Linked DNA regions of Homo sapiens: region 2 is linked to region 1. Evidence: chromatin loops called from intact Hi-C (ENCODE). Cell type or tissue: sigmoid colon. All regions are shown on one strand.

Region 1 (8,000 bases):
ACAGGCCTGATCCACAGTGCCTGGCCAAACCTCTTTTTTTATAAATTACCCAGTCTCAGGTATTTAGGGCAATGCAAGAACAGCCTAATACTTAAGCCATAGGGGTAAGTACACTATCTCATTTACATACAGAGTAATGAGTTTGATATTCTTGGTCATTTGATATTGACATTGCTGGCAAGATTTTAAAACTAGTAATTAAAAAGATAGCTGGTAAGCAATAGGGAAAGGACTCAGTCACTAGAAGCCAGTAAGGTTTTGCTAGGAGTAAATCTTGCCTGGTTATTCTCACTTCCTTTTTAATCTGGTCAACAGCTCACAGATCACAGGAATGGGGGAATTACTCAGACAGGCATTTGGAAAAGTCTTTCCTATCATCTTGTTTATGAACACTCTGAGCTGGATGATAATATAATGAAGTGAACTCCAACCAAAGAGCCTTGATTAATGGACTGATGTTCTTAGACCAATCTTTTTTAGTTTAATAATTTACAAGGATATGGATAGAGATAATAACTCTGCTGATACTGTGAGGCTTCGGGGAGTAGCTGATGTGAGATGAATGAATCCAGTTCCAAGATAATTTCAACAGAATGGAAAAATGGGCAGATCCTAACAAGATGAAATTTAACAGGGTTGAAAGAGGAGTCCTCCACTATGGTCCCAGGCTAGCTCACATACAGCTGGGGGACACAGTGCTTCACAGTTTTTGGTGAAGAGACTAAGGAATTATTTATATGATGAAACAGCCTCATGAGTCTGGCCATGGTAGGTTGCACAAGCCACAGTGTAGTGTCTGGTTTAGGAATCTCATGGCCCCACTCACCATGGTGAGGCTCATGTGCTTTCTTAGGGACTCTGATGAACAGAACATTCACCAGAGGGACTTTCCATCATGGGAGTTACTCAAACTTGTGTCTCCAATCACATAATCAACAGCTGGATGAACTGGAAAGGCTTAACCTGGAGAAGGCTTAGAGGAGATTAGGTATTTGTCTCCAAACTTGCGAAGAGCTGAATTGGAAAAGCAACGTGGAAAAAAGATACTTGGTATAGGTAGGCTTGGAGGGTGCAACTGGGTAGAAGTTATAAGAGATAGACTCTGGCTTCACTGCTAAGGACGAACTTTCTAACATAGCTGTAGAAAAATGAAATGAACGATTTCAAAGAAGTAAGTCCCTTAACCTGGGACTCTTGTTCAATCAGAGGCAGTATGAGTAACCATCTGAGACGGATGTTTTAAAGAGAATTTAGCATTCAGTGAGGTCAGACCATATGACTGCTAAGATACTTTCTTAAGTAGAGATTCTACAATATTCCAAAAACAAAATTTTTAAATATATAGCTACTCACATAAGAAATAAAATGTGATTTGCATGAAAAAGAACAAAAAGCGACAATATTCTCAAATAAACAAGAAAACCAATTCATTATGTGACTTTAGGCATATTTCCTAAAACTCTGTCTTCAGCTTACTTCTCTGACTTACCTTCCAAATTTATCACTACATCTGAAAACTCGTTTCTCTAGGCTACATTATGGAGGCTCTGTTAGTAGATCTCGGAAAACCACATATGTATTTTAAAATCAGAGTGATTCTAATGCTCAGTCAGTTTTGGGGACTGCTGAAATTCTAGACTTACGTACAGGGGTTACCTTCTATTTTGCATAAGAAATTTGTCTGTATATGTAAAGCTTGAAAAGAACTTAGTAATTCTAATCAACTTGTTAATATTTAAGGCCACTGCAGTTTAATGTTTAAGCATCATTTTAATGCAGGCAGCAAACTCAATCTCAAGTTTCTAAACTCTAACAATTTAAAACATAAAAATATCACATCCAGGCTGGGTGCAGTGGCTCATGCCTATAATCCCAGAACTTCCAAGGCAGGAGGATCACTTGAAGCTAGGAGCTGGAGACCAGTATAGGCAGCAAAGTGAGACCCCACCTCTACAAAAATGTTTTAAAAGTTAGCTGGGCATGGTGGTGTGCAGCTGTAGTCCCAGCTACGTGGGTGACTGAGGTGGGAGGATCACTGAAGCCTAGGAGCTCGAGGCTGCAGTGAGCTATGATTGTGCCACTGCACTCCGGCCTGTGAAACAGATCAAGACTCTGTCTCTAATTTAAAAAAAAAAAAAAAAAAGGAAACCTTTTCTCAGAGGAGTTTGGTAGGAGGCTCTGGGGTCATAAAACTGCTTCCTCATCTGTTCTCGTGAAGACTTTAGATGAGACATGACAGAAATCCATCATCGAACGCCCTTTGATTCAGAGGACAAATCCATCACCTGTGGCTTTCTGGACTTTGAGACAAATGGTTCCTACAGCTAGTCTCTCGCTCAGGCATCCCTCCCCTCCCCCTACCAGAGGATGGGAAGACGAACTGAAAGAAGGAAAGAAGACGAAAGAGATGGGCCTATAGCAAGTTTCTTGTGGAGTAAAAGTCCAGCAATTATTAAAGATTGAGAAGAAATAATGAATTAAAATGAGGCAATGACACAACATATCCAAATCCAAAAGAAGGGGATATTACATGTATACGCCAATAAAAGCAATATTAGTAGCATTATTTGTATTTCCTGAAAGTTAAATTTGGAAAGTCATTTTTCTGGAAACAATTCTTATGCAGACTTTATGTTAACTGATATAATAATAGTATGACAATAATGATGATACTGTAATAATGGTGATACTGTATTCATTGTTAAGGAATCTAATACAAAAATCCTCTAACTTGGTTTCTTGGTGTCTGGCAAGTTGCCACGCGTATCTCATAGTGAAAATCACCACCACTGACGATGAACTGGCTGGTCAGATAATGCTGATTTTTAATTAATGTTTACCAGAGTGCAGAAGAGAACTTGACCAAATTCTAAATTGGAATTGAACTCTTTGCCTCTCCCGTCCTGTGTTAAACGCAAGTCCACAGTCACTTAGCATTTGGTCACAATTTAGTCACAATTAGAAAAATTCTTTCTTATATATTTTTCAGAGCCTTCTGTTGCCATCTGCAGTTTTGGGAAATGGGGGTACAGCAGAGAACAAATCACGTCCCTTCTCTTATAAAGCTTGCATTCTACCATAGGAAGATAGTCAATAAACAAATGCCCAAATAAAAATATTAGAATTAAAAACAAAGGTAAGAAGGTAACTTCCCAGTTGCCCCTCTGGTGCATACACACTTCCTTTTAATTATGATTTGGATAGGTCAAATCTTTTCAAAACTTTCCCATTAGTGCAAGGAAATATTCTACTTACAGATGCACAAGACTATGAGAAAAAGGAGGTATGTGACCAGTTCCCGTAAAACACTTTTAAGGTATTTCTCTCGGTTAGTGCTGCTTTCCTCCATGAGTCTTGTTCCCCAGAGACCTTTAAAATAATAATGAAGAAAAGAAAAGATATCATTTTATTTAAGAAATCTCATGAATGGCAAAAGGGAAAATAAAGCACAAATTAAAAAGTTCACCTATAAGGGAGATTCTCCTTTTTTTTTTTTTAATCACATTTTGAATGCAACTGAGAAACTGGTTTTGTAGGCCTACCTTTTATTTAAGAGTACATCTGGCTCCAATGTTACCCCAAACATGCAAAACATAAGGCAACAATTCTGATCATTTTATAGGCTCCCAAGCCCATTAGCAATATCTTAGTCAAATTTTAAAAAGAGAACAGGAAATAAGGAAGGCCTAACAGAGGAGTTAAATAATTGTGCAAAACTTATCAGTTCTTCCTATTTGAGGTGGATACAACCTTGTAATTATCCTACTACTAAACCCAGTTAAGAACATGATGTAATTATATTTCAAGTAATAACTTTTAGGTCACCCCTGATGAAAAGAAGTCCTTGTTGGAGAATCACTTCAATATAGAAACATGTTATGCTTCTAACCTACTGGCATAAAAACTCTGCTCTGTAAGAGCAGAAGCTGTCCTATTAAAAAACTCCATGGTGACTGATTACACTAAGCGTGCTTAGCTGAGCAGATTTTTAAAACAGCAATTAACATATAATCTTTAAAAGCAGCAACTCATCCATGTTCCCTCTCTTTCTTTGTAGAAAGAGTAGAATCAACAACCATGTTCTACATTTTAGCAGATGGAAAAAGCGTTGGGCTGGCTGAGTGAAGATGACGTAACCCTCCATGAGCTTGCTGGAGAGAGTGACCGCAGTTTTGGACTCAGCCAGCAGCAGACATGGTGGCCATCCAAAGCCCCGTTAATGAACAGTGTGGTAAAGTCACATTGCTGGTTACTTGGAAGAACCTTAACACTTTCCAAAAAAGACAAACCTCTCAATCCTTTCAGTTAGATTAGGTTGGCTGTTAAATGGAAACCAACCTGGTCCTTGCATGTTGTCTCATGCTTTGATTCCACAGACCTTAACTCCTTCAATAATGGAAACTCACACAGCCACTTTCGCCACAATCAAGCCACATAGGGAAATGGGAAAAAATAGCATAAGGCCTTTTACTTCGAAGAAATGAGTTCATCATTAGTGTTCATGTATTTTTTAAGTCTTATAATAATATGTAAGTTCTATTCCTGAATTTGGGTATTTCCTTTCCTTTTCTTTTTTCCTTCCAAATGTCCTTTAGGAAAATCAGCACTGAATTCAAAAACACTGTGTTACGCATCATACGTTTCACCAGCACTGAGAGTGGAGCATAACTTATGACCAACTTTGCTTCTGCCAAGATCTGGTAGTTGTCAGGGAATTACTCACTCAGAAGAAATGCAGCAAGCAGAATGTTTGTTCACTGAAACACTATCATATTAAAGAATTATTACAAATTTAGATGACATGGAAAATTACAACTTAGAATAACACAGAGGCAGCCAAAGATTAGGCTCGGTAGCCCTGGACACAAATACATCACTTCTTTGGGTAAATTTATTTTGGAGGCCAGGCCTAAAATATATGTCAATAGAGACTGCTAGTCTCTTTACTCCCAGGGAAGACTGTTACCCTGTCTCATTTGGTCAATGATTTCATTCTTTCCCATGGTTTATAAACAACTAGGCACTAAGGAACAGCCATGATTCTTAATATTTATACGTGGTATTGCTTGGCCTATAAATAGAAAAAAACAAACTCCTATCAAATTTTCTTCAAGCTAGGCTGGGTGCAGTGGCTCAAGCCTATAATCCCAGCACTTTGGGAGGGTGAGGCGGGTAGATCACTTGAGGTCAGGAGTTCAAGACCAGTCTGGCCAACATGGTGAAACCCTGTCTCTACTAAAAATACAAAACTTAGCCAGGTGTGGTGGCGGGCGCCTGTAATCCCAGCTACATGGGAGGCTGAGGCAGAAGAATCGGTTGAACCCGGGAGACAGAGGTTGCAGTGAGCCAAAATCACACCACTGCACTCCAGCCTGGGTGACAGAGTGAGACTCCATCTTGAAAAAATAATAATATTCAAGCTAAACTTGTGATGGCCTACGGCAATTTAATTCTAGCCTTTGAATGAAACATTGCAAATGGAAAGAAACAAGTCTTCTTATGTATGTATGTATGTACGTATGTATGTATGTATGTATGAATTTATTTATCTTGAGGCAGGGTCTCTCTCTGTTACCCAGCCTGGAGTGTAGTGGTACGATCACAGCTCACTGAAGGCTTGATCTCCTGGGCTCAAGCCATCCTTCCGCCTCATTTTTTGATTTTTTGCAGAGATGAGGTCTCAATACGTTGCCCAGGCTGGTCTCGAATTCTCGGCCTCAAGTGATCCTCCTGCTTCAGCCTCCCAAAGTGCTGGGATTACAGGCATGCCACTGCACTTGGCCTCCCTTATTTATATTTTTATATGATATACATCCATATATTTTCTTTCTTTTTTTCTGTCTCTGTTTTTTTTTTTGTTTGAGACAGAGTCTCACTCTATCACCCAGGCTGGAGTACTCTGGCACAATCATGGCCCACTGCAGCCTTGACCACCCGGGCTCAAACAATCCTCCTGCCTCAGCTCAGCCTCCCAAGTTTCTTAAACTACAGGTACATACTACCAAGCCCAACTAAGTTTTTAATTTTTTGTAGAGGTGGGGTCTCACTACATTGCCTAGGCTGGCCTCAAACTCCTGAGCTCAAGCAATCCTCTCACCTTGGCCTCTCAAAGTGCTGGGATTACAGATGTGAGCCACTGTGCTTGGCCCTGTGTATTTTCTTTTTCTAAATTACTCTATCTACTTCCTCAAATATTTACTGCTTTAAATTTTTCATCTCATTTTCCCATTGGGTGTGTATGTAGGACCAATCTTAGGGTACAGGGACCTTTTACATCCTGGTGGGTGAGAAATAGTTGCATCTACAAGTAGGAAAAATAGCTGTCCTGCAGCCAACTATTCTCCATGTTTGGCAGAGCTGATAGGATAAGAATGGTTAAGGATGGAATCATGTGCAAATTGGTGACACTCTTCAAAATCAACTGTTGTCTTTCCCATAGCTGTTCTAGTTGTGGTGGGAGTTAACTTCCCAGCATTGAAGGTATTCAATGTTTCCAGGTGTTAGGGAGAACACGGACTGAGAGTATAGACCCAATTTCCTTTAAGAGGGTGCTTAGCTAATGCCAGAATGCAAAGCCAGAGTACATCATCTAAAGCAGGGTCCCCAGTCCCCAGGCTGCAGACGGGTACTGGTCCATGGCCTGTTAGGAACCGGGCCCCACAGCAGGAGGTGAGCCGCAGGCAAGTGAGCATTACCGCCCGAGCTCCGCCTCCTGTCAGATCAGGGGTGGCATTAGATTCTCACAGGAGTGAGAACCCTATTGTGAACTGCGCATGTGAAGAATCTAGATTGCCTGCTCCTTATGAGAATCTCACTAATGCCTGATGATCTGAGGTGGAACAGTTTCATCCCCAAACACTTCCTACCCCAGGTCTGTGGAAAAATTGTCTTCCATGAAGCCGGTCCCTGGTGCCAAAAAGGTTGGGGACTGCTGATCTAAACAGTGCATTCCTCTGCTCAATGTTACTTATTAATAGGAACACTGGGGAACTCTGTAATGGAGAACTCCAAGCACAAAAGATATTCCAAACATAAATAATTGGCTTTGAACAAAAATGCCATTTCCCCAACTATTTTATCTAAATCCTTTCAAAAACTTTTTATTGGCTGGGCACACTGGCTCACGCCTGTAATCCCAGCACTCTGGGAGGCCGAGGTGGGTGGATCACCTGAGGTCAGGAGTTTGAGACCAGCCTATCTAACATGGTGAAACCTCCTCTCTACTAAAAATACAAAAGTTAGCTGGGTGTGGTGGTGAGCTACTCGGGAGGCTGTAGTCCCAGCTACTCGGGAGGCTGAGGCAGGAGAATCGCTTGAACCCGGGAGGCGGAGGCTACAGTGAGCCGAGATCACACCACTGCACTCCAACCTGGGCAAAAGAGTGAAACTCCGTCTAAATAAATAAATAACTACAACTTTTTATTTTAGAAAATATCAGAAATATCACAAAGAGAGAATATTATAATGATAAATCTATCACCTAGATCCAACAATATCAACTCAATGCCAATCCTAGTTCATTTACATCCTCACCCATCTGATGCCACTGCTGATATGATAGGGGGTAGCAATGCTCACTAGCCTGCTGCTCACCTCCTGCTCTGCGGCCCAGTTCCTAACAGGCCATGGACCAGTACCACCCCAATTATTTTGGAATTAATTCCAGCTATTGTATCACTTCATCTGTAAATATTTCAGTTCCATGGTTAAAAGGTTAATTGTGTATCTTTCACCTCACACTAACCTTCCCCATCTGAAATACATGAAACCCATATGGCCTATTATCAAGGCATGGTGCAACATAGGGCTCTGGAGTCAAATGACATTAAACTGAGGGCTTAACCACTTGGGAGCTGAGAAAGCTTACCTGACATCATGAGCCTCCACTTCCTCATCTAAAAATGGAGTAAGAGTACCTTTTTGTGGGGTTGTTCTGGGAAACAGAAATATTATTTGTGGAGCACTTAGAGTGCTTGGAAGAGGCCTGTCTGTAGCTTCAG
Region 2 (8,000 bases), 490 kb after region 1:
GATTTCCAGCCTCTAGAACTGGGAGGAAAATAAATTTCTTCTGTTTAAGCCACTCAGCCTGTGGTATTTTCCTATGGCAGCTCTAGCAAAGTAATACAACTCAGAAGATAGTTCAGGAACCGGTGGGGTTCCTGCAGGCCCCGAGGGCAGAGCCTCTGAGGGCCAAAGAGCAGCGCACTGAACCACAGAGGATTATTCTCAGGCCTGAAACATGATGGAATTTGGCCTGCTCTGTTTTGAACTTGCTTGGAACAAATGACCCTTGTCCACTTATGTATTCCTTCCATTTTCTCCATTTCAGAATGAAACTGTTTATACTATGCCATTGTATTTGGGGAGAGGTAACTGGTTTTCTAGTTTCATAGATGAGGAATCAGGATAAATCATACCAAGAAACTCACATACACCTGATTTAGATGATTTAGATGATGATATTTAGGACTTTTTGACTCGATGGTATTTAAATGAGATTTGGAATTTAGAGTTAATGCCGGAATAGGTTCAGAAATTTGAAATGGGTTAAGAATGGGATGGATGTATTCTGCGTGTGGAAAAGACATGAATTTTGGGGGACCAGAGAATGGACTATAATGTGTTGAATTGCTCCCCAAAAAGGTATGTTCAAGTCTTCATCCTTCATACCTGTGAGTGTGAGCTTATTTGAAAATAGGGTCTTTGCAGATGTAATCAAGTTAAGATGAGGTCACATTGGATTACGGTAAACCCTAAATCCAATGACTGGTGTCCTCACAAGAAGAGGGCACACAGAGATTCACAGGAGACCCACAGGGAAAGAAGGTCATGAGAAGAGGGAAGCAGAGACTGGTGTGATGCGGCTATGAGCCAAGAAATACCAGGTGTTTCTGGAAGCCACCCAGTGGAAGTCAGGAAGAGGCAAGAAAGTATTCTTCCCTATGGCATTGGGATGCAGCAGGTGCCTGCTGACACCTTAATTTCAGACCTTTAGCCTCTAGAACTTCAAGAAAATACATTTCTGTTGTTTTAAGCCACCCAGCTTGTGGTAATTTGTTATGACAGCCCAGGAAACTAATGCAAACCTCTTATGGCTCTATAGAACCACGTGATTGTACGGCACTAAGATAATCTAACCCTTTATATTTCTGTTATCCCAGTTGTCTCAATTATTTGTGTCTTTATAGGGCTGCCTCTTATTTTTGCCCTAATTTTCTCTCCCTTCCCCCCTTTATGTCTTACATCTGCCCCGCCGTGCTTTTCTTAAAACTTTGCTCTGCCTCTTCTATCTTCTTTTCTTCCTTTTTCCTAATACTTTTTTTCTCAACAGGGTCTCCTTCCATTCCTGATGAAAATCTATTTTCTGGTTCTCTTGCCTATACAGGGTCCATCCTCTGGATGGGAGGAATATACTCCCCATCCCACTGAAGTCAGCTGTGGTCAAATGACTTATGTTGATCAATGAAATGTAGGCAGAAATGATAAGTATTACACCCAGGCAGAAGCTTCACAAACCAAGCATATTTTGCTGTATCTGTTTTTCTTCTGCCAAGGGAATTGGTCCATCAGCCTACACTCCAGAATAAAGACATGTAACAGAATTGCAGCAGACCTGCAATAAACATGTGGCAAGAATAGAAAAAAAAAAAAATTTGTTGTTGTAAGCATCTGATATTTGGGGATTACTTGTTACTACAGCATAACATGTTCTTCTTACACTCCCTAACATTCAATGAGAAAACTTTCCAGATCTCCCTTTTATCTAATGAATAAAGATCAAACTGCTTAGCCTGATATCTAAAATCCACTAGTCCTGGCTGGGCACCGTGGCTCATGCCTGTAATCCCAGCACTTTGGGAGGCCGAGGCAGATCACCTGAGGTCAGGAGTTCAAGACCAGCCTGGCCAACATGGTGAAAAAATACAAAAATTAGCCAGGCGTGGTGGCACACGCCTGTAATCCCAGCTACTTGGGAGGTTAAGGCAGGAGAATCGCTGGAACCCAGGAGGCAGAGGTTACAGTGAGCTGAGATTGGGCCACTGCAATCCAGCCTGGGCGACAGAGTGAGACTCTGTCTCAAAAAATAAAAAATAAAAAATAAAATAAAATAAAATCCACTAGTTCTAACCTATCTTTCTCCTTTTAGTTTCACTTATTTTGCTTCAAAATTTATTACTAAAAAAAGCAATTAATTACATTACACGTTATATTTAATTTTGTTAAATATATAATGTGTAGTGTAATTTTGTGAAATATAATGTGTAATGTATAAACATAATGTGTAATGTGTAACATAATAATGTCCACATTATATTTAACAAAATATTGTGCACATTTTGCTACTGTCTTACTCGTTAATTGCTCTCTGTGTATCAAGCCTATGCCTAAGACCAAATAGAGGGTATGACTAAACCCATAGAAGGGCTGGCCTGGGAAAGGATAGCTAGAATAAACTCCTGCAAGAGTCCATAGTCAGAAAATGACCCAGAGGGTTAATAATCAACACAGAACTGAGAGATCTGAAATTGTTCAGTGTCAAGTTATGATGGTACTGTGGGGGTAAGGAAATTCCACAGGCAGAGATCAGTAACTCACCTGGAATTGAGACCTCAAGATGGGTCCCAGAAGCAAGACCCACAGAGAACTAAATATCAAGGTATTAAAAACATAATGGGAAAAATATTTTAAGTGTAATGGGGTGTTATGGGCTGAATTATTTCCCCCAAAATTCATAAATTGAAGTTCTAACCCCCATTGTCACTATATTTAGAGACAGAGCCTTTAAAGAGGTAAATTAAGGTTAAATGAAGACGTAAACGTGAGGATCTAATCCAACAGCACTGGCGTCCTTATAAAAAGAGGCAGAGACACCAGAAGCACACATGCCCAGGGGAAGGACTGTGTGAGGACACAGTGAGAAAGTGACCATCCACAAGCCAAGGAGAGAGGCCTCAGGAGAAACCAACCCTGCTGGCACCTTGATCTTGGACTTCCAGCCTCCAGAACTGTGAGAAAATTAATTTCTGCTGTTTAAGCCACCCAATTTGTGGTATTTTGTTACGCCAGCCCTAGGAAACTAATACATTGGGTAATCAAGGAAGAGGGTCCTACAGGCCAGGTCCTGGCCAAGATCAATACAGACACTCTGTTTTTACTGCAGCTTTTTCACTCACCCATACTTACCTCCTTCCTGGGGATCTCCACTATTCCAAAAGAATCATGTGACCTCTGACAATGAGCATATGCCTTGGCTCTTGGACTCCTAATAGGCAGGAAGTACATCTTTGATATCACCCAGAGGCTTCTGCTATATGTAACAAAGAAGTTCTGTATATGCTTGAGGATTAATTAACGTGTTCTCTGCTCCTTCCCCTGAATTAGGGGTTTTTAACTTCATAGAATCCCTGAGAGGATACTGGGGGGGAGTTTCATAGATGGGTTTTAGGAGCTTGCCCACAGCTTTCATCAGATTCTCAAAGGGAATCCTAACACTAAAAGGTAAAAAAAAAGAAAAAAGAAAATCCATTTAGATGTTGACATCTGTCACATCCTCTGACCAACAGTGATGTTACGTCTCTTCATGTACAGTAACATAATGAGCTTTTTGTCAAACTTTTCCCAACCCATTTGGACGTCTCATACGTTTTCTAAATCTGATCTGTAGCTCCATCTGTTAGGTGAGTATTGTTGCAGGTTTATTGTCCTCAGCTTTCTGAACTGTAAACTATTTTAGAAAAAACAGCTTCAGAAACAATGAGAGTTTGAATATCTGCCAACAAACATTTCCAAATAAAGCTATACTGAAAAGACACCGCGAATTCAAAGGCCTTTTTTTATTCATTTTTCTCTCTTGTTTTGTTGTAAGAAATACAGTGGGTCTTTATTAATCATGTTATAAATTAATAAGACCTCCAATAAAACTGAAAGTCAAAATTCTCAAGCTTTGCCACCTACAAATGAACTCTCTAGGTACCTATTTACATTTAAGAGATGAATCCAGTTTGCTTTAAGTAATTACTTTTTAGGTTAACACAGTTACATAAGAAAATTTATTTTGATCATTTTACAGAAGCATAAAATATCAATTTTAGCAGAAAAAAATTTTAGTCGGGTAACTTTTTTTCCAGAGCCCTTTAAATGAAATTTTTTTCTACATTCTCGTTGAATTGATGTAATCACCTGAAATCAATCTTACAAAGCCATCTTAAATAAATGGGGAATGCTAGTTAGAATAAGAAGTTAATATTTTGGGTCCCCAAGAAAATTTTCTTTAGCCAACTAAGGCCAAATCCTCAGAAATGCTTTTCTTACTTATTCTGCAATAGTCTCACTGCTCCCAAGCCCCTTGGGAGACTTGGAAAAATGGTCTGTGTCTTCCACACTTCTCAGAGCAGATGTGCACAGAGGATGTGCACACCAGGGAGAAGCATGGTCAAACACTGCCCACCCCTTTATCCTTCCTCCGAGGAGATTGCTCAACCCCTAGACCTTGGCTAAGGAAAAACATCCTATTGTCTGAGGCAAAAAGACATCAAGTCCTTTCATGCTGTCCTGGGAAAGGCGGTTTGGAACAAGTTATCCTGATTCTAGAGACGTGAGTGTTCCCAGCTGCACCGTGACTTGTTTTTGGCTCCTAGGCAAAGTGCCCAGTTTCCTCTGCTCCCAAATTTCTCCAACTGCAAAGTAGAGATAATCCTTGTTACCTTTTTCTTGCAGTGTTCTGAAAATAAATAGGGCAAATAATTCTAAAGTGTTTTGAGAGATTTGGCTGAGGGCATATTTGCCTAGAAATGTAGGTGGGGGTTTTTGGTTTATTTTGGTTTTATTTTGTTTTTGTCAGTGTTTTTGCTTTTGGCCAGACGTTGGCATGCATTTAGAAAATCTAAATTAAATTAAATTAAATTATAATTATTCATCTGATGATAATGGAACATTTACAGGATGCAAAGCACTGTGCTAGGCACCAGGAGAATGCAGAAAGGGCACATCCCCTTCCTTCAAGGAGTTTACAGCTTTCTCAGAAGCAGGTATGATATATATATGTGTCTATATCACATAATAGAGGGATTATAGATAAGTTACACAAGTGTGGCTGTCAGCCATGGTAGCTGATTTGGAATCCCATCCTGTAAGTTACAGTTGGATACCCTAGAAAAAACACCCTTACTAAGCTTTGGTTTCCTCTTATGTAAATGATAATAGCTAACATTTATTGAGTGTCTGCTACGTGGCAGGGGTGTTCTATGCAGTTTATCATGTTAACTAACTTAAAACTCAGAACAATTGCAGAGATAGATATTATCATCATTTCCATATGTATATCCCTGTCTTATAGATAAAAGCACTGATGCTTTAGAGAGGTTATATAACTTGTCCCGGGTCATAGTTAGGAAGTGGTGAAGATAGGATGCAAATCCAAGCTGGCTGGCCTCAAATTCTGCCAATCCAACCACTGTATGACACTACCCCTCAAATGGGAACACAGTAAAACTTACCATGCGTAGTGAGGATCAACTGATAATAACGCATAAAAAGCTGTTAGCACAGTGTCTGACACATAATAAATGTGTGATAAATGTAGAAGTAGCAGTAGAAGAGATTAGACACATACAAACAACCAGAATCCCGGGCCAAAAATAAGTGCACACCTCCATTCTTTTTATGGGAAACCTCCTTCTTAGATACCAACCATTATAACCATGGAGTTACAGTGGAGAGCTGTGTTGAGGGGAGAACTGCAACATTTCTGAATCAGCATACAAGTGATCTATAATATAAGGAGCAATCATTTTTATATATGTCCATTTCCAAATCTCATTCAAAGAAGGTTAAGGTATCTGAAGTACCCTTCTATTAAAATTCAGACTGTATTTGCTAGAACAATTTCCAATTGAGCAACGTAAAAATGCATCTGCTGCCATTTCTCTTCTTCCCTCCTTTAATCCCTACTCCCCAATTTCCTTTAGAAAGAAACAACAGCATGGAGTTTCTTTTCAAGGTCTTAAAATAAAAATCTCCAAAAAAGGGATGCTGCTTATAAAACCTTTCAGAGTTGTTTGAAAAAGAAAAAAAATGCATAAAGAGCCAAGTGCTTATATTCTGGCCAAGTTATGAGGCTCTGAGAACAAGAGCTTGAGGGGAAGACTGTTAACCCCATCCACGCCACCAGAATTAGCTCTTTCCCTTTTGGTTTGCAAGCACTGCCTGTAAAGCCCTCGCATGAGAGGCCAGCCTGCTAGGGAAATCCAGGAATCTGCAACAAAAACGATGACAGTCTGAAATACTCTCTGGTGCCAACCTCCAAATTCTCGTCTGTCACTTCAGACCCCCACTAGTTGACAGAGCAGCAGAATTTCAACTCCAGTAGACTTGAATATGCCTCTGGGCAAAGAAGCAGAGCTAACGAGGAAAGGGATTTAAAGAGTTTTTCTTGGGTGTTTGTCAAACTTTTATTCCCTGTCTGTGTGCAGAGGGGATTCAACTTCAATTTTTCTGCAGTGGCTCTGGGTCCAGCCCCTTACTTAAAGGTAAGTTGTAATAAATTTACGGCATTATCTAATTGCATTTGTTAAGCTGATTTGCGTGATCTGATAAAGCTGTCAAATATTTTTGCCTAAATAATACAAAGCCATTTATTTACCAAAAAAAGTTTTGTGTGATTTACAGAAAAGATACTTCATAGAGAATTTTACCATTTGTATTCATGTTTTCTTGTTTCCTGCGAAATTAAATAGCAAGTACTAATAAATGATGGTGATTTTAGTGAAGACCAAGAATAGAAATGTGGAACTGTTGATCGCCTCAGTAGCATTCAGATCTTAGTGAAGCCTGAATCCTGAAATGTGTTTTGTAGAAGTACTTTATTACATATATGAAATAAACTATAAAGAAGGTAGTTTTTAAAAAAAATTTCAAATCAAATAATTTGTATGTTTTCCATGTTTAAATTATCTAAAGTTATTCAATCTCCTGAGCCTAACAGCAATGTAGAAACGGAACTTTTTGCTTTTCCAAAAGGTAGGAAAATTTCTCCTTTTATACTATATTCTTGTTTGATTATTTTTAAGTTATTGCGATTATTTTCCCTTTCTTGGTTCCCTTTTACAGCTTTATAACTAATTATTTTTTGCCTCCTACTATCATTTGTTAAGATGCTCACACATAGACCTAAAATTTCTCTAATTCTTGATAATGTCTTATTTACAAAAGCAAAAATGGGAGAAGAGAATTAAAGAGCTAAAGAGATTATGGTAACTCATATTATAATGTACTACCATTTCTGGCTCTCTTTTCTAAAATAAAGCAATAATGTAGGTTGTGCTTATTCATCCTTCCCAGGTATTAAAGGTCACTCTGCAAGAGAAAAAAAGAAAAGAAAGGAAAAGAAAAGAAAAAAAAACATGCTTTTAACTGCAGATCAATACTGTTGAAACAGTACACCAAGAGGTACTGCAGAAAGAGTATCTCTTTTGCACTGCCTTTAATCTGCAAAGAGGTTAAATATGTCACCTTGGCATTGTATCTGAGCTCTCCTCTGGCCCAGGGCCTAAGCACATTGAATAGAAATGTTCACTCAGTCCAAGTCAGCAGAAATCTTTTTTTTTTTTATTCTCCCCTTTCTCGTAGACACCAGCTTTTTTCAGTTCACAGCTTACTCAGTCAAACCTGATGGTTGTGACTATTGTTAACTATGATTTTTTTTTTATTCAAAACACCCTCTTTGGAAAGATTTAAGTTAATATTTCTGTTCATTTAATAAGATCTAGCAAAGCAGAGCAGTTTATTTCATCTACTTATCGTCCAATCAACTAGTGCCACTTTCCACATTTTGGAGAAGAATATTCACATGTTATTTATGAACCTTGCCTTTTTCTTTCAGAGAATTTTTCACACAGCCATTGAGCAATTAGAGTGCTGGCATTTCCTTCCTAGGTCTTTTGAGATTTAATCCCCAGTAGCTCCTCATGGCACAGATTCACATATCAACTAAGTAAAAATAATAGTGATGACAGAAATAAAATGAATAG

The links. A loop is a pair of places that touch in the nucleus more often than their neighbours do. Peaks named below come from ENCODE experiments on the same cell type or tissue, not always from the same donor. Only the 100,000 strongest peaks of a DNase experiment are listed, where the experiment ranks them.
Region 2: it touches region 1 in a loop (6-fold over the local background); 7 of 110 quality-filtered maps call a loop at or near these places.

The regions. Positions count from the first base shown.
Region 1 is chr4:88,014,827-88,022,826 of GRCh38, reverse strand. PKD2 (polycystin 2, transient receptor potential cation channel) reads right to left here. Exons shown (of 15, transcript NM_000297.4): 2 at 3,256-3,369. Among named protein-coding and RNA genes, the nearest start is that of PKD2, 11 kb to the right of the region's middle. In sigmoid colon, no CTCF peak of the experiment used is centred here; DNase peaks (open chromatin) are centred at 730, 4,146 and 4,736; H3K4me3 peaks cover 801 bases; H3K27ac peaks cover 964 bases.
Region 2 is chr4:87,527,545-87,535,544 of GRCh38, reverse strand. It overlaps SPARCL1 (SPARC like 1), which reads left to right and starts at 6,169. Exons shown (of 11, transcript NM_004684.6): 1 at 6,169-6,500. In sigmoid colon, no CTCF peak of the experiment used is centred here; DNase peaks (open chromatin) are centred at 4,494 and 6,164; H3K4me3 peaks cover 3,970 bases; H3K27ac peaks cover 1,839 bases.